3 separate regions of the Mus musculus genome follow, and regions 2 and 3 are each linked to region 1. The links are chromatin loops, found by intact Hi-C in ENCODE. Cell type or tissue: gastrocnemius. All regions are shown on one strand. Links, peaks and the distances in the headings refer to the core of each region. The heading gives the core; the rest is flanking DNA. Region 1 holds the start of Mok (MOK protein kinase). Region 2 has its middle 12 kb from the start of Wdr20. Region 3 holds the start of Wdr20 (WD repeat domain 20).

Region 1 (5,935 bases), core at 521-5,520:
AAACCCTACAGCCATTTACATCTATACCACATCCACTAGCCCAGGCAACTGACTAGAGATCCGTGGCACTGGCAAACCTGCAGAGTATACATGAAAATGTATATTCCAAGTGTGTGCACACACAGAAAACCCACACACTGCGAGAATGCTAAACAGGTCCATGGCTGCTCCAGATGCTCTTTTCGGAGCACACTGACTAAACTTGTTCTCTTCTTAAAAAAAAAAAAAAAAAAAACCTTGGGGGCTGGCGAGATGGCTCAGTGGTTAAGAGCGCCAACTGCTATTCCGGAGGTCCCAAGTTCAAATCCCAGCAACCACATGGAAGCTCACAACCTTCCGTAACGAAATCTGATGCCCTCTTCTGGAGTATCTGAAGACAGCTACAGTGTACTTACATATAATAAATAAATAAATATTTAAAAAAAAAAAACCTCTGATAGCATGGCAAAGCATGTATTAGGATGTATAATTTTGCTTTTGTTTTTGTAGGTATGATTAAATAATCCATTAAAACATTTACATAGGGGCTGGAGACATGGCTCAGTGGTTAAGAGCACTGACTGCTCTTCCAGAGGTCCTGAGCTCAAATCCCAGCAACCAGATGGTGGCTCACAACCATCTGTAATGAGATCTGATGCCCTCTTCTGGTGTATGTGAAGACAGCTACAGTGTACTTACATGCATAAAATAAATAAATCTTAAAAAAAAAAAAATCAGACAGGCCAGGCAGTGGTGGCACACACCTTTACTGCCAGCATTTGGGAGCAGAGACAGTCGGATCTCTTGTGAGTTCAAGGCCAGCCTAGTCTACAGAGTGAGTTCCAAGGCAACTGGGGCTACACAGAGAAAGCCTGTCTCAAAGAACCAAAAACCAAACCAAACCAAAAAACAGTCTAGAGAGGAAAAAGTAAGGACTCTAATTAGATCCAGTAAGGACAAATGTCTTCAAGTAAGGATTGGTCAAGCTCATCTTCTCTCTCGAGTCGATGTCTTCCATCCACTGGGCCAGCCAGGCACTCACTCCCAGTCTGCATGCCAGACACAGTGGTGTCTTACACACACACACACACACACACACACACACACACACCGTCTTACCTGACCCCTCAGCATCCTCAGCATCTTCCCTGGAGATTGCTGTCACTACACCTGTTTAAGGATGAGAGCTGAGGGGGCTGAGAGGCGGCAGGGACTCCTGAGGCTGTGGGTCTGCCTAGCTCCGTGCCTGGCTGCAATGTCCTCCACCTCCAGAGCGGATGCTCTTAACTTTACCCTGGGACACCTTGCCACTCACTATGCAAATGACTTACAAGGCAAAGGAGGAGGACAGGAAAACTGGCTAAACCTGGGTGTTACCAAAACTTTGGCCACAATCCACTTTCTGGAGGCCTAGGGTGGTGATGGTGCACGCCTTTAATTCCAGCACTTGAGAGGCAGAAACAGGCTAATCTCTGAATTCTAGGCCAGCCTGGTCCACAGAGCTAGTTCTAGGGTAGCTTTGGCTACAAAGGGAAACCCTGTCTTGAAAAACCAAAATGAGCCGGGCGGTGGTGGCGCATGCATTTAATCCCAGCACTTGGGATGCAGGGGCAGGCAGATTTCTGAGTTTGAGGCTAGCCTTGTCTCTCTCTCTCTCTCTCTCTCTCTCTCTCTCTATATATATATATATATATATATATATATATATATAAAACTTAAATTTTTTTAAATTAATATTTTGCATATATAATTTGCATTTTATGATGTGTCTATTTTTTAACTTTTCTTAAATTTTTTTTTGTTTTTGTTTTTCTCCTCTTTAAGTGTGTCTATAGGATCTGTGGTGAGAGAGAGAATACTAGAGAGAAGGGTGTGGAGGGAGAGAGAAGATACCATAGCTGGGGTGAGAGGAACACCTGTAGTAGTGTCTGTGGTGTTTAGCACTGCATATGCCTGAACTTCGAGCTCTTTGGGAATCTCTTATCTCTGCTCCCATCTCACCATAGGCATGCTGGGATTGCAGGTGCATGCTACTGCATCAGATTTTGTTTTTGTTTTTTTTTGTTTTTTTTTTGAGACAGTTTCTGTCTAGTAGGCTTGGCTATCCTGAAATTTGTTATACTGATCAGGCTGGCCTCAAACTCATGGAAATTCAACTGCCTCTGCCTCTAAGTGAGGGGAATGAATGCGCCCGTCACTCCCCTCAAGACCACATTAATCTTCCTTAAAGGGAGTGACACAGTGACACAAGACTGAAGGGTGAATGAGATGACTTATTTTTTAAATGTTATGTCATTTATGGTACATAGAAATTACTGCACTGCAATTAAAATGTAGTGTCAATTTGATATTGTAACTACAGAGAACACAATCTAATCACGGTAAGAGACTACACTTCTGGCTACACTATCACAGGCAATCATAACCGTATATCTATGAAAATCAAACAGCGGTCCCAACAAAACCGACTTGTCTAGTCGCATTTGGACTCCAGGTTACCCACAAACCCGGCACTAAGTCCAGTTTTCCAGTCCTTCTATTTTCTAGAAAGACTGCCTCATCTCCCAACTTCTAAGCAACCGTTTTACATTCCGCTAAAAGGATGCTTTCAGAACCACAACTGTTTAACTCAGAAAGTAAGATAGGCGGCCCAGCGTCCCTCTCGAACGCGGTTTAAGCCGCCGTCCCGCAGGGGCGGGGAGCCACCGTGTGAGCGCTCAGAGCCGACGGCCAATGTCTTGAGATTTCAGATGCGATCCGACAAACGAACGAACGAACGAACGAACGAATGAGCGAGTGAATGAACGAAATGACACAACTCCTCAAACTCCAGCAGAACCCGCTGCCTAGCCCCGGGTACCTGCGGCGCCGCCCCGCAGGCCCCGGGGACCCTCAGCCCTTCTCCGGCCCCACTCACTCTTCATCCTGAACGCGGATGACGCCGTCAGCCCCTGGACGGCCCCGGACCGAAAAGAAAAGAGGAGACTGTGGTACCGGCCTTCTCCCTTCCAGAGGTGGCTTCCGGCTCGAGGACCTTCGCGGTGGTCCCTGGCTGGGGAGCGTTAGGATCCGGCCGCCATATTGTATTCCTGTCGCCTTAGCAACCGCCAGACCCTTAGGAGGGAGGGGCGTTCCGGAGACATGCGTATACGCATGCGCAAAGGAGAGGGTTTAAAAACCGCTGGCCCGTTCACGCATGCGCGGTGCAGCCTGCCGCCTCGGTTCGGTCGCTACGCAACCTCTCGCCGCTTTAAATTTAAGTATAATTTCTTACCTAGTGAGTAGGCGACCTTGGTGGGACTGACTCTTCCCAGCTCTCCCGAGAATGTAACGATGTTGAACCAGACGAGAACAATTTCCTTGAGCTTTAACTGCCTGTAACACTAGTTGGAGCCTGTTCTTGACAACACCTACAGTTGAGCATCAAAGCAGCCTGATAGCTACTGCTGTGTAATTTGTAAGTTTTACTGCTTAATTCAACAAACATTTACTTTGCTAAAAGTAGTGTTGCACGCATTGGAGATATAATGAAAAGCGACCTAGACGAGATCCCTAAATTCTTGTTACTGTAAAGTGAGGTTGAAAAATTCTCACCCCATGCATTTAAATTCAAAAAGAAAAAAAGGGGAAAAAAAAGTCATGTGGGTTGTCTAAAAATAAACTGCATTTAAATTCAATAAAGAAAGAAAGAAAAAGAAAAATCCTTACCCAAGTGGTCGCAGTGAAGACTAAATGAGATGTCCCTGGTGCCCCACCCAATTCCTAGGGGCTTTTGCCTAAGGCTTGACAGGGTCTGTCACACTGCAAGTGCTTAATAAATGTTTGTCCAAAAGCCAGGGGAATCAGCACCTGTCACCTCTGTATCATTCTTATCTGTCTAGGGGCAAGCCTGATTTTAAGCATTGAGGATTCAGGACAAACTTTACCCTTTGACCCAGTTAAACAGGCAGATGGGAGAAGTGTTTTTGCTGACTTGGGCAATAGAAACCATATATCCTGTTGTTGGAGTCCCAAGATGATAAAGAGCTTTGTCAGGGGCACCTCCTGGTGGATCACTGAACCCAGACACCAGCCCATGGCTTCTGACTCCCTGTGTTTCTGTGCCCAGAAGAAGTTGGGCGCAAAGGGTTTCAACGTGTACATATTTTATGGAGGGTGTGTTTCAAACTGGCCCCTGGAACAACTGATGTGTTTTAGCAAATTAGAAGTAACATCTGGGGCTGGCGAGATGACTCAGTGGTTAAGAGCACCAACTGATCTTCCAAAGGTCCTGAGTTCAAACCCCAGCAACCACATGGTGGCTCACAACCATCCATAACGAAATCTGATGCCCTCTTCTGGAGTATCTGAGGACAGCTACAGTGTACTTACTGTAATATAATAAGTAAATAAATACATAATAAATAAACAAATAAATAAATAGAAAAATAGAAGTAACATCTGAAAAGCCCTTCTGTTTGTCTATTTTTCTTTCTTTTTTTTTTTTTGTCTAACAGTTTTCATATGCACACATTGGGAGTGAAACATTTAAATTATTTTCATTTCCCTATTTGTTTTCTGTTTCTCCATCTCACCCCAAGCCCAGAATTCACAAGCAGGACTTCGGTTTCTCTATGGAAAATGTTCTGCCTTCCTGTGACTGTGTGTTCCAGAGCTCTATGTCAAAATTTAAAAATGTGAAGAGGAAGATAAAAGCTAGAACTCAGTGACTGAGCTCGATCACCAGCCGCTGCAGAGGGGAGAGGAAGGACAAGCTTAGAGTCATGGAGCCTTAGTGAAGAAGGCCAGGAGAATCAACTCAGGCGTCTGGAAAAAGCAAGAGACACAGAGAAAAGGGGGTTGTCACACATTCCTGCTATTAGTCCCAGCACTGTGGCTTGGGGCTATGGGTGGAGGCAGGCCGATCTCTGCGAGTTCAAGGCCAGCCTGGGTTACATAGTTCCAGCTACATAGACTTTGGAAAATGCTTTTATCCTTTGCCACTCCAGCTTTCCTGTCAGGTGACTCTTTCCACCAGATCTTTTGATACAGAAGCAGGGGGACACCACCACTGCCCCTGCTGCAAACTGTCTTTCTTAAATCGTAGGCTATGTGATAACTTTGGGATAGACTCACATTCTGTGAGTCTATCCCAAATGTGATATCTTTGGGATATGTGAGTCTATCCCAATGTGATAACTTTGGGATAGACTCACAGAAGCACAGGGGGCATGACATTGAATATTTCACTGGCCATAAAAGAGGAGTGTGGCCTTCCAATTGCTTCTAATTCTCTTCTAGAATTCCCCAGTTATTGGTGTGGTGGGGGCAGAGGCAAAAATGGGGTCACACACGAAAGGAGATCTCATCACTTCCCAGGAGTCACCATGGATGATGGACGTCCAAAGTGAGGGAGACAAACCCCTGGGGCTGCCGGGAGAGGGATCCAGCACAGGATGGGGAAGGCTGGGAAGATGAGCTGGGCAGCAGGCATAGAGAACAGCCAACCCAGACTGTAGCAAGAAGCCCTTGAAGGCATCTCCGGCTAAGAGCCAACAAACAGACAAAAACAGCACAGCTGCTCTCTGGTCTCGTGCATTTGACCGTCCAAAAAAAGGAACTCAACGAAATCCACTCAGGCCAACGACTCTCATGTAGAAAGCTAAACAACAGAACACAGGGCAACACAAAAAGTTCTACTAGAAGGAAACATACGGCTGGGGGTGCGCTGATTTGGTAGTTTAGCTTGTATGAAGCCCAGGGTTCGATTCCCCAGCACGGCATAAAATTCAGCCTTGCCAGTGAATGCCTATACTCCTAACCTCAGGGAGATGGAAACAAGAGGAGCGGTTCATTGCCATGCTCAGCTATGAGGATAGCCTGGACTAAATGATACTATAGCTCAAAAACGCGAACAAATGAAAAATCAGAAAGTGGGCTATTTAAAATGCTGTGTATAAAGACACATCCACTCCCT
Region 2 (5,935 bases), core at 399-5,398, 120 kb before region 1:
TTAAGAAGGCTGCTAGTTTTGAAATTTCCTCATTATTTATTTTATTGTACATAAGTCCAGGTGCTCTTGTGCCATAAAGTGTGTGTGTGTGTGTCTGTGTGTGTGTGTGTGTGTGTGTGTAGGGCAAAGAACGACTCTTGAGAGCAGATTCTCCTGCCAGCTTGTGGGATTCGGGGCTCAACCTCAAGACATCAGGCCTGCCCCCTGCACCTCTGCCTGCGGCTACTCCTCTCACTAGACCCCTCTTGCAATTTTGAGTCAAGCTCTGCCATTTCCTTAAGATAACTACTCTCCCTTTAGAAGGGAGTTCTTGGCCAGTTTTTGGGTCTTTAGCGCAAACTGAACGTTTAACCATGGGCCATTAAGTTACCATGTGTCCAAAGCTGCCCATCATGAGCTGGCTGTTATCTGACCCACAAAACCATAATATTAGACATGTGCAGCAGCAAGCTATCATCAAAAGGTTTTGTGTGTGTGTGTGTGTGTGTGTGTGTGTGTGTGTGTATGAGTGCGTGCTGGGCCCAAGAAAGGCCTGAGGTCCTTAAAGTGGTTTAAATGCTCACAGTTCTCACTCCTGCATCGATGCCGTAAGGAGTGTGCCCTGGTCAGCTGACAGAGGGAGAAGGCCAGTGCCTCCTCTGTAGTTGTTTTGCATGTTTTGTGGGCACCACTGGCAAGCAAGCATTCCCAGCGTTATAGCCCATCTCTAGAACATCCCTAAAGGACAGTGAGAAAATCCTCATGGCAGGCAGAACTTTGGGCAGGGCATCTGGCTGTACGTCTCACTTAGAAGGAAAAATGGCCAGATGTGTAACTGTAGCCCATGGCTGGGGTGGACGGTCAGGGACTTAGGGGGAGATGGTGACAGAGCACAGGGATCGGCCTCTCCGAGCAGAAAAAGGACATCAAGATACTTGTAACTTTCATTTTTCAAAACCTATTTAATGATGGTTCTTAAATGCTTTAACTTCCTTTTTATCCCACAAACACCAGAGGTAGTGGGAAAGAAAGGATATGGGGGAAGTGGACCTGTTTAGAAAGGTTCTTTGGAGTAACTCCTGTCTGTGTTGTCTGGAATTGACAGTTCAGGTCACAGGTTAGCATCCGCAGCTCAACTCACTCATCAACCCTCCATAGATACACCAGCAGTCAGTTCAGTAGAGTTGGGTAAGCAACAATAGTGGTAAGACCTAGCAGACACAGCCAGACCTCAGCCTCAGCCTCAGCCTCAGCTTCAGTCAGCAGGAGGGACCAGGAGGAAATCCAGGAGAAGTTCTCAGCTGTGCCTCTCTCAGAGAAACGAAGATCAGCGAAGATGCCAGAAGATGCCAAAGACACCAGACCCACAAGTGTAGCTCACTCCAGTCACTGTTTGTCAAGTCCTAATTATCCCTCCAAACATCTTGCCTCAGCATGTGTGTCTGTCTCAGCTGACATCACTCTGCCAATCAGCCCAAGTCTGAGGAAGGGGCAGGAAACTGCAGCACAGCACCAGAAGTTTTTGGTGCATTCTCTCTATGAAGTCCTGACAAATGCAGCTCAACGATGCAACGTAAGGCAGACCAATACATGCATGTTGTTAGCAAAGAATCCTTCATCATGTTTCCTTTCACGTGCTTGCTTTAGCAGAACGTCCTTTCTCCTGTGTCTGCTTCAGCTAAATGTTCCCTCATGAGTCTGCCTTAGCCTTTCACCTGTGTCCACTACAGCTAAACATTTCTTCACCTGTTTTGCCCCAGCAAAACACCATCCAACCAACTTTCCAAAGAACCCTTAAGTTTCCACTTCACATATTCATTTGTGTTCTCATGTAAACTCGCAAAAAAGTGAGCTCACCAGAAACAGCCTTTAATGGAGTACATAAGTTGTCCTGTTCTGTGGAGAGCAGTCAGTTCCTGCTCCCCCACCCCCCAGAAATCTCTGTTTCTGCCTAATGGGCTCATGACCAAAGTGGTCATGGTGGCAGGAATTAAGTTTTTCAAGACTCAGCAATATGCACTTTGTAGTGGTTAGAATGAAAATGGTCTCCATAGGTTAATATTATTGAATACTTGGTTCTCAGTGGGTGGAACTGTGTGGGAAGATAAAGAGGTGCGACCTTGTTGGGAGGGTGGAGCCTGGAGGTTTCAAAAGCCCACATTTTCCAGTTAGCGTCCTCTGCCTCCCTGTTGTGGATAAGAATGTAAGGTCTTCTGCCCCACCTCCATGCCTGCCTGCCTTCTGTCATGTTCTCTGTCAGGATAGTCATGGACTCTAACCTTCTGCAACTCAAAGCCCCAAATTAACAGATTTCCTTTTATAAGTTGCCTTTGTCACTGAATTAGTGCTACCAACAGTAATATTTTGAAAGTGTGGGAGGAGACTCATCCCTGTCTGTAGGATGAATAATCCGATCCGATAACAATCGCTGGTGGAGAGGAGACTGTTCTGTTATGGCACCAATTGACTACTTGCGTTGTCTGTGTTCCTGTAAGTTATCTTTCACTTAAGCTCCTATAATCAGTCTCAGCTAAACTCATGGGCTCACCAGGCTAGACTTGGTGGAATTCTTGTCACCATTCTTTTATCCAGGATTAAAGAAACAGACTCCTCAACACTCCATGCCTGGACATGCCTGGACATGCCGTGACATGCCTGGACATGCCTGGACAGCCGTGACAAAGCCAATGGTGAATCTGGAGGGCCAGCTGCCTTGTCCCTACTGTAAAGGATAACAAGTCAGGAACACTGAGGCTGAGCCGTGTAAGGGTGGGTGTGTGTCGTCATCCCACCAGGGCTCTCCTTCCTTGTGTGCTGTAGGATGCCATGGCTTCTCCCATTGCCCTGCCATGGATGTTCTTATCATCATCATCTGTACTTGGAGATTAAGTACGATGTAAGGAGAAATGCTGGGAGCCACGTTCACAAATGGTGAGCTTGTGATGGTGAAGTTTGATTGTAACTTTGACTGGGTTGAGATGCCTAAGGGATCAGAAAAGTACACTCTGGGTGTGTCTGTGAGGACACGCCCAGAGAGGACTGAAAGGTGGGGCAGTTACTGAGGGGAAAGGCTCACCGGATGTGGGCAGTGCTGTCCCATAGCTTTGACAGCTGCGTGGACTCACATCAGTGGCTCCCAGGGAAAACCCAGGCCGTGAACCTGAGGCTGAGTCACTGTTGTCTCTCATTCTGGGCCTCCCAGCTTCTTGTACTGTGCTGCAGCTACAAGGTGTGCAGATGGCTATGTTTGCATGACCTAGCCTCCAATTGAGTAAGATAACCCAATAAATGCCCTTTTAAATTTTCATCTCTAACTATCTCTGTCATTACATAGACAGTTATAACTGTTTATTGGTTCTAGTCCTCCAAAGGCATTAGAATACAAACACAGCACAGCTACCATGTCTGACTTTGGAGGTTCCTCTTTTGTTTTGTTTTTGAGAGAGTCTCATTATGTAGCCGAGGATGGCCTGGAACTCCCTAGTAAAGCAGGTTGGCCTCTAACTCAATAGAGATTTTCCTGTCTCTGCCTCTCCAGTGCTGGGATTGAAAAGGTAAGCGGCTACCCTGGCTGATGCTTCTCTCTCTCTCTCTCTCTCTCTCTCTCTCTCTCTTTTTGTTTGTTTGTTTGTTTTTCTGAGACAGGGTTTCTCTGTGTAGCCCTGGCTGTCCTGGAACTCACTCTGTAGACCAGGCTGGCCTTGAACTCAGAAATCTGCCTGCCTCTGCCTCCCAAGCACTGGGATTAAAGGCATGTGCCAGCACTGCCTGGCCTGATATTTCTTTTTTAAGACCTAAACTCAATTTTTTATTTACTAGTATCTAACTCTAGGGCCGTAACATGAACAAGACCTATCAGTGTATGAGAGTCTTTTCATTTGTAGGAGGAGGAAATGTTACCTGCCTCACTAAGTCTTTTATGATTAGGAAAGCATAGGGGCCCAGAATATGGCTCAGTGTCTAAGAGCACTGGCTTCTCTTGCAGAGGTTCCCAGCAACCACAGGGCACATGGTAGCTCATAAGTATCTGTAACTCCAGAGGTTCTAACACCCTCTTCTGCCCTCGTTGGGAACTGCAGGTTTGTAGTGCACATTCATACATGCAGGCAAAATGCTTATATACATTTTTTGTTGTTGTTGTTGTTTTTTTTTTTTTTTTTTTGGTTTTTTGAGACAGGGTTTCTCTGTGTAGCCCTGGCTTTCTTGGAACTCACTCTGTAGACCAGGCAGGCCTTGGACTCAGAAATCTGCCTGCCTTTGCTTCCCAAGTGCTGGGAATTAAAGGTGTGCGCCACCACTGCCCGGCAACTCATATACATTTTTCAAAGGGAAATATGTATATGCACTTAGCATAATGCCTGCATCACATATGTGCTAATATTAACTGTGCTGCTTTTGAAAAGGGCCTGGCGGCATACAACACTAATCCCAGTTATTTGGGAGGCTTAAGCAGGATTGGGAAACAGAGACTGTCTCAAAATAAAGGAAGAGGAGGGCTGGAGATACAGCCCAGTGGAGGTGCTTGTCTAGTAAGCACAAGGCCCTGGGTTCAATCCCTGGTACCACAGTAAACTGCAAAAGTGAGGACGGGAAGATGGCTCAGTGGTTAAGGTTCTTGCTGCGCAGGCTTGACAAACTGAGCTCAATTTTTGGGACCCACGTCCAGGTGGAAGGAGAGAGAGCTGATTTCTCAATGCTGTCTTCTGACCTCCCTGTGTGGCCCCATTGTACTCATGCCCCCTCATTATGGACACACACACGTGCACCCTACCCCCACCCCGGAAAAGCACATGCTTCCTCCTGCCGAGTGCTAAGACTACAAGCGAGCATTATTACAACCAAAATAAACATAAAACCTTCTAATAGAAGAAAAAGCTGGGTATGAGCTGGGTAATGGTGGCACACAATTAACCCAGCACTTGGGAGGCAGGGGCAGGTAGATCTCTGAGTTCGATGCCAGTCTGGTTTAGGGAGAGAGTTCCAGGACAGCCAGGGCTATACAGAGAAACCCTCTCTCGAAACCTTCCACCCCTTAAAAAAAAAAGAAAAGCTCAGTATGATGGCTCACACCTGGAATCTTAGCACTCAGGTGTCTGAGACAGGAGGATTGCCATGAGGTTCAGGTTAGCCTAGGCTATGAAGTGAGACTTTGTCTAAAACAAACAAACAAACAAACAAACAAACAAATAACAAATTAGACATTTGCATTTTAATGTATAAGAAAAATATGGGTTGTATGAGTTTAATTTCAGCATTCAAAAAGGAAAAACAAAGGGACCTGTATGTGAGTTGGAGGCTAGCCTGGTCTACACATGCAACAACAGACAAAGCAGATGGAATGTCCTCAGGGATAACGCCTGCTGTTGTTGACCTCTGGTCTTTTCTCCTTTCTCTTCCTCCTCTTTCTCCTCCTCCTCCTCCTCTTCCTCCTCCTCCTCCTCCTTCAAATTATTTATTTATTTTATGTTTTTGAGCATTCTGTAGCTGTCTTCAGACACACCAGAAGAGGGCATCAGATCCCATTACAGATGGTTGTGAGCCACCATGTGGTTGTTGGGAATGGAACTCAGGACCTCTGGAAGAGCACTCAGTGCTCTTATCCACTGAGCTATATCACCAGCCCCCTCCAGTCTTCTTACAGTCAAATATAAGCTCAAGCCTTGCCAGGCGGTGGTGGCTCACACCTTTTGGGAGGCAAGGCAGAGGCAGGTAGATCTCTGTGTGTGTTTGAGGCCTGCTTGGTGTACAGCAAGTTCCAGGACTGCCAGAGGCACACAAAGAAACCCTGTCTCAGAAAACCTAAAGAGAAAAGGAGGAGAGGGAAGGGGAGGGGAGGGGGAGGAGAAGGAGGGGAGGAAGAAGAATAGGAGGAGGGCAGAGGGGAAGGAGGAGGGCAGAAGAGGAGGAGGGGGAGAAGAAGAAGAAGAAGAAGAAGAAGAAGAAGAAGAAGAAGAAG
Region 3 (5,935 bases), core at 370-5,369, 100 kb before region 1:
TTACTTTAAGAGGGTCTAAAGTAGCCCAGTGCCCTTAGTCAGGGTTTCTATTCCTGCACAAAACATCACAACCAAAAAACAAGTTGGAGAGGAAAGGGTTTATTTAGCTTACACTTCTATACTGCTGTTCATCACCAAAGGAAGTCAGGACTGGAACTCAAGCAGGTCAGGAAGCAGGAGCTGATGCAGAGGCCATGGAGGGATGTTTCTTACTGGCTTGCTTCCCCTGGCTTGCTCAGCTTGCTTTCTTTCTTTCTTTTTTTCTTTCTTTCTTTCTTTCTTTCTTTCTTTCTTTTTCTTCTTTCTTTCTTTTCTTCTTTCTTTTCTTCTTTCTTTCTTTCTTTCTTTCTTTTTCTTCTTTCTTTCTTTTCTTCTTTCTTTTCTTCTTTCTTTCTTTCTTCCTTCCTTTCTTTCCTTTCCTTCCTTCCTTTCTTTCCTTTCTTTCCTTCCTTCCTTTCCTTCCTTCCTTCTCTCTCTCTCTCTCTCTCTCTCTCTCTCTCCCTCTCTCTCTCTCTCTCTCTCTTTTTGAGACAGAGTTTCTCTGTGTAGCTCTGGCTGTCCTGGAACTCATTCTGCAGACCAGGCTGGCCTTGCACTCAGAAATTCACCTGCCTCTGCCTCCCAAGTGCTGGGATTAAAGGCTCAGCTTGCTTTCTTATAGAACCCAATACTATCAGCTCAGGGATGGTACCACCTACAAGGGGCCCTCCCCACTTGATCACTAATTGGGAAAATGCCCCACAGCTGGGTCTCATGGATGCATTTCCCCAACTGAAGCTCCTTTCTCTGTGATAACTCCATCCTGTGTCAAGCTGAAACACATAACCAGCCAGTACACCCAGGCTGGCCAGGCTGGTTTCTCAAGTGACTATAGGTCTTAGGGTTTTACTGCTGTGAAGAGACACCATGACCAAGGCAACTCTTATAGGGACAACATTAAATTGGGGCCGGTTTACAGGTTCAGAGGTTCAGTCCATTATCATCAAGGCAGGAGCATGGCAGCATCCAGGCAGGTATGGTGCAGGAGGAGCTGAGAGTTCTACATCTTCATCTGAAGGCTGCTAGCAGAAGACTGGCTTCCAGGCGACTAGGATGAGGGTCTTAAAGCTCACACTCACAGTGACACACCTACTCCAACAGGGCCACCCCGCCTAACAGTGCCACTCCCTGGGCCAAGTATGTGCAACCATCACACATGACTGAGGATGGTTTTGAACTCCTGACTCCATCCTTCGGCTCCCACCTCCCGAGCACTGCTATCACAGGTGTGATGCTTGGCTGGCTTTGGGTCCTCCATCCTCCTTTCTCAGTCTGTAGGAATGACAGCATCCCAGGAGGATGCTACCATGTCTGGCAAAGCAAAATGTTCAGTTTGTACAGGAACAAACAAACTCTAATATAAATATTTTTTAAGAATATTTATGTATGTAGCCGGGCATGGTGGTACACACCTTTAATCCTAGCACTCAGGAGGCAGAAGCAGGCAGATTTCTGAGTTCGAGGCTAACCTGGGCTACACAGAGAAACCCTGTCTTGAAAAACCAACCAACCAAACAAAAGAATATTTATATATGATGTATGTATGTCTGTATGTATATGAGTACACTGTCGCTGTCTTCAGACACACCAGAAGAGGGCATCAGATCCCATTACAGATGGTTGTGAGCCACCATGTGGTTGCTGGGAATTGAATTCAGGACCTCTGGTAGAGCAGCCAGTGCTCTTAACTGCTGAGCCATCTCTCCAGCTCCCAGTGTAAATCTTAAGGCATAGTGGTCTTTTACTTTTTTAAGACAAAGTTTCAGTATGTGGCCCTTTGTGGGCTGTGTAGTACTCAGGACAGCCTTAATGTCTATCTGTCTCGCCCTCCTAAATGCTGAAATTAAAGCATATGTCATCATACTCAGTAGTATATTGGTCTCATGGGAAATTTAATATTATGGTTGAAGGTCAATATACTTTTTTTTCAGTTTTTGCTGGCTGAGGTGTCCCCTCCCAAAGTATATTTTCCCCCATTAACTAGAAATTCAAACTGAATTCTTTTTAGATAATTCAGGCTGTTATTTATCCTTCAAGATGACCATTATAAACATGTTTTTGGTACAAAATAGCATAGCTATGGGAGCTTGGGATTATCCACTGAACACCCCCTAGTATTTTTAAGAGTTGTGATCCATATTTGCATTTTATGGAAAAGACAAATTTGCATTCATAGGAAAAGACAAATAACAACAAAATGAAATTTAAAGTGCATTCTAGGGATGTATTAAGAAGACTTTTAAAGTCAGGTGATGGTGGCACATGCCTTTGATCCAGAACTCAAAAAAACACCAAAAGAAAAAAAAAAAAACCACCAAAAAAAAAAAAAAAAAAGGATTTTAAAGCTGGGTGTGTGGTTCATGCCATTAAGCCCAGCACTTGGTAGTTAAAGACAGATGGATTTCTGAGTTGGAGCCTAATCTCTGGTTGAGTTCCAGGACAGCCAGGGCTATTTAGTGAAATACAGTATCAAAAACAAAAACAACAAAAAAAGGATTTACTGTAGTGCTTTTTTTTTTTTCTTTTGCCAGTTCTACAGGATGTTAGTCAAATGCCTTATTACATCACTGGCACAGTTTCTACTGTGTCTGTACTTGCTTCCCACTACATAAAATGGCTATGATTTATACTTCTTTAGAACACTCCCCCTTGTGTACAATTAATTTTTGTGAGGTTGGAGTCTCGGTCTGTGGGCTCGGGTAGCAGCCTCCCAGCTCCGGGCTCAGGCATTCCTTCTGTCTGGAAGCACAGGTGCCCACAGTGTACTGGGCTCGCTCTACAGACAGGATTTCTCAGGGATAGGTCATTCTTCGTGTAACATTTTCTCCGCTCTAGAATTCTATTTTAACGTTTATCACTTTAGAAGCCTTTGTATTCCAGTGCACACACCCAGAAATCGAAGCATCAAATGGTGACTGTTAGGTCCTACTTTAATGTGTGCGCTTGCCTTCACCTAATACTTTGTACAGGATATTCAGCACAACTCGATGGTTCTCCTGGCAAACAACTTCAGGTTCCGTTTGAGGCTTTAAGAAAATCAATTAGCTTAACCTTTATTAAGAGGCACAGGAGACAGAAGTTCCGACAGAACCTACTTTCTCAAGAACAAGCCAATGCTCACCAGGAAGGTTTCAGGTGAGACTTGAAAACACAAGTCCTGTACATTCATGCGGTTCTTCCCACCCCGCCTACAAAACCCAACCCAACCCAACCAAACCAAACCAAACCAAACCCTGAGCTGTAATAAAGCCCAATCCATCGATATCTTCTGTGAGACGTAGAGGGGCTTGTCACCAGGCATCGGTACCCCGCACCCAAGCGGACCGTCGGAGTCCTCCCTAGCTTCCCAGGGAGGATCGCGGACAGCTGGGACATACACGTCCAAACACCGGACTTCACTGCTCGCCTCAGGCTCTGCCGGGACCACCAGCTGGCCAAGGCCAACGCGGTGGCGTCTCTTAGGGATCGGGTCCCTCAGCGAAGCTGCAGAGCGAGACAGGAGCCCCGCACCAACGCTCAGCGCGCTCGCTTCGACCCGCACCAGGAGGGCGGCACCCAGGGGAGGAGCTTGCGCACGCCCCTCCGGGTGGAGCGCGCCAGGTGAGCGCGCGTGCGCAGTTGGACCATTAAAAACTAGCCCGCCCCCTTCGCTTCGGCCCGCCTTCGTGGGGGCTGGCTCGCCAGTGGGCGGGGCCGCGGAGAAGGGGGTGGGGAGTGGAGAAAGCGAGCGGCCGAGGACGGCGCCTGCGCGGTGGGCGTGATCCGGGCACTTAGGGCAGGATGAACGCTGCTTTCCAAGATGGCGACGGAGGGAGGAGGGAAGGAGATGAACGAGATTAAGACCCAATTCACCACCCGGGAAGGTCTGTACAAGCTGCTGCAGCACTCGGAGTACAGCCGGCCCAACCGGGTGCCCTTCAACTCGCAGGGATCCAACCCTGTCCGCGTCTCCTTCGTAAACCTCAACGACCAGTCTGGCAACGGCGACCGCCTCTGCTTCAATGTGGGCCGGGAGCTCTACTTCTATATCTACAAGGGGGTCCGCAAGGTACCGACCCGGGCGTCACCGGGGGCGCGCCGGCGGCGCGGGCCGAGGCCGGGAGCTGGGCGGTGACAGCGAGGCCGGGGTGACCGGTGGGGGCGGCCGGCACTTGTACTTTTGAGTGGGCCGGTAACTCCGCTGAGGTGCTCCGGAGGAGAGGGGGCTTCGGGAGTGAGGCGCCGGCGGCAGCGCTGCCTCCTAGGGGAGGAGGGGGCTCTGGAGCCGGGTCGCGGAGATGCCCCGGGAGTAGCCGGTCGCCTCCTCCCCCGGCGGGGTCTGTCAGGTTCCGATCCCGCCCGGGAGCGGGCCTGCGAGTCCCCGGAAGAGGTGCGGCGGCCGTTTTAGGTGGCCTCGCTTCCCGGGAGGCTCGAGAGTCCTGCCCTGGGTGAGAGAACCGGGACGCGAGGCGGCTTGGAAAGGTCCGTAAGGCGGAACCGGGACAGGGAGGCGGAGGACTTGGAGACTAGGTCAGAAAGGACCTGCTCGGCACGCAGGGCTACTCCACCTGCTGCCGCACTGACACTTCTCCTGGTGTCAGCACTGTTTCCAAAAACCTTTCCGGGAGGTCGCCTGTCATTGTCTCCGCGGAGGGAACCGTCTCCCGAAAGGTTTTTGAAGAGGGTCATTCTGTCCCTTGCAGTGTAAGAGGGCTGAGTACTCAAGACTAGGGAGGTTGGAATTATGTTTTCAAATAGGCTAAGTTGCTTCAGAGGTGTTGTGTGTGAGCGTGCCTAGATTTATCTTGTCTAACGAGTCAGGCTATGTCCCAAACAGGGAGGGATAGGCCTTAAATGCTACTTTAAAGTAACCAGCCAAGAACTTAACAGTAATTCTGTGACGCATGCAATCGAGTTTTAAAATGTCTCGTTAAAAGCAGCAATTTATTGGCGCTTTTATTTTATTTTATTTTTTTATTTTTTGGTCACTGGCAAGAATTGCTTATTTTAACTTTTGACCATTGAGAGAGTAAGGAAATGTATGCACTCCATAGCACCTCCAACGGAATGTGACAAGGTGATGGAAGATTCACTTATAAATGTTCAGTTAGTGGGAAAGTACGTTGTCCATATTGAAGAGGACGTGTTCCCAGGGATGGCTATATCCAAAGTCAGCTGCTGTTTATGTTGCACTGTACGGTTAGGAGGACAAGGGAAGGAATGATGGTGTGCAAACGTAAGCTTGTTTCTTTGGTCCAAGGTGAATCTTCTGACTTGTCTTTATTCTTGTCAGTGAACTCCCGAAGCGTTTGGAAATAGCTGGTTGACTCTCCTCTCTCGGGGTTGGGAAAGTATCCAGTGGTTTGAAGAGTAGGAACTGAAGTTTTAGTGCAGTTCCCAACCCTGTTACTGACTCACTGCTGGCTGACCTTGGATACCTGGGAAACTTTCCTTTGCACTTCTTTAAAAAGGGAGGCTGCAGTGCACATGTTATAATTCGTAATAGCTGTGATGGCCATTAGAGTCCTGACACACTCAGGAGATGTAAATTAGAGTTAAAGCAAGCATTGAGAGGAACTGCCGTCTCAACATTCCTGCTCTGACTGAAATACCAGATTTTTCTCTGGAAATAAATGTAAGCTTATATTATCAACACCTACATTTGGGGGCTGGAGCAAAGGCTCAGCGGTGAAGAACCTGTACTGTTCTTGCAGAGGACTCCAGTTCAGTTCCTAAAACCCATGTTAGGCTGCTCACAGCTACCTGTAACCCCAGCTCCAGGGAATTGGATGTCCTTTTCTGGGTTCTGGAGACCCACTTACAGCTTACACAAATAAGTTTAAAAAATAAAAGAAATCTTAGAAAAATTGTAATTAGACCCTACCATGGTTGTGCATACTTGCAATCCTAGCACTCA

Evidence for each region. A loop is a pair of places that touch in the nucleus more often than their neighbours do. Peaks named below come from ENCODE experiments on the same cell type or tissue, not always from the same donor. Only the 100,000 strongest peaks of a DNase experiment are listed, where the experiment ranks them.
Region 2: it touches region 1 in a loop (2.6-fold over the local background); 26 of 42 quality-filtered maps call a loop at or near these places.
Region 3: a loop joins it to region 1, with 4 times the contacts of the local background. A loop is called at or near these places in 23 of 42 quality-filtered maps.

The regions. Positions count from the first base shown.
Region 1 is chr12:110,837,850-110,843,784 of GRCm38, forward strand. Mok (MOK protein kinase) reads right to left here and starts at 3,090. Exons shown (of 12, transcript NM_011973.2): 1 at 2,897-3,090. The coding sequence starts at 2,903. It overlaps 4921507G05Rik (RIKEN cDNA 4921507G05 gene), which reads left to right and starts at 3,180. Exons shown (of 2, transcript NR_152102.1): 1 at 3,180-3,436; 2 at 4,560-5,935. In gastrocnemius, for the core only: no CTCF peak of the experiment used is centred there; a DNase peak (open chromatin) is centred at 3,135; H3K4me3 peaks cover 1,407 bases; H3K27ac peaks cover 862 bases.
Region 2 is chr12:110,722,603-110,728,537 of GRCm38, forward strand. No RefSeq gene overlaps it. Among named protein-coding and RNA genes, the nearest start is that of Wdr20, 12 kb to the right of the region's middle. In gastrocnemius, for the core only: no CTCF peak of the experiment used is centred there; no DNase peak of the experiment used is centred there.
Region 3 is chr12:110,734,191-110,740,125 of GRCm38, forward strand. It overlaps Wdr20 (WD repeat domain 20), which reads left to right and starts at 3,810. Exons shown (of 3, transcript NM_027149.4): 1 at 3,810-4,087. The coding sequence starts at 3,839. In gastrocnemius, for the core only: no CTCF peak of the experiment used is centred there; DNase peaks (open chromatin) are centred at 2,772 and 3,739; H3K4me3 peaks cover 2,460 bases; H3K27ac peaks cover 1,756 bases.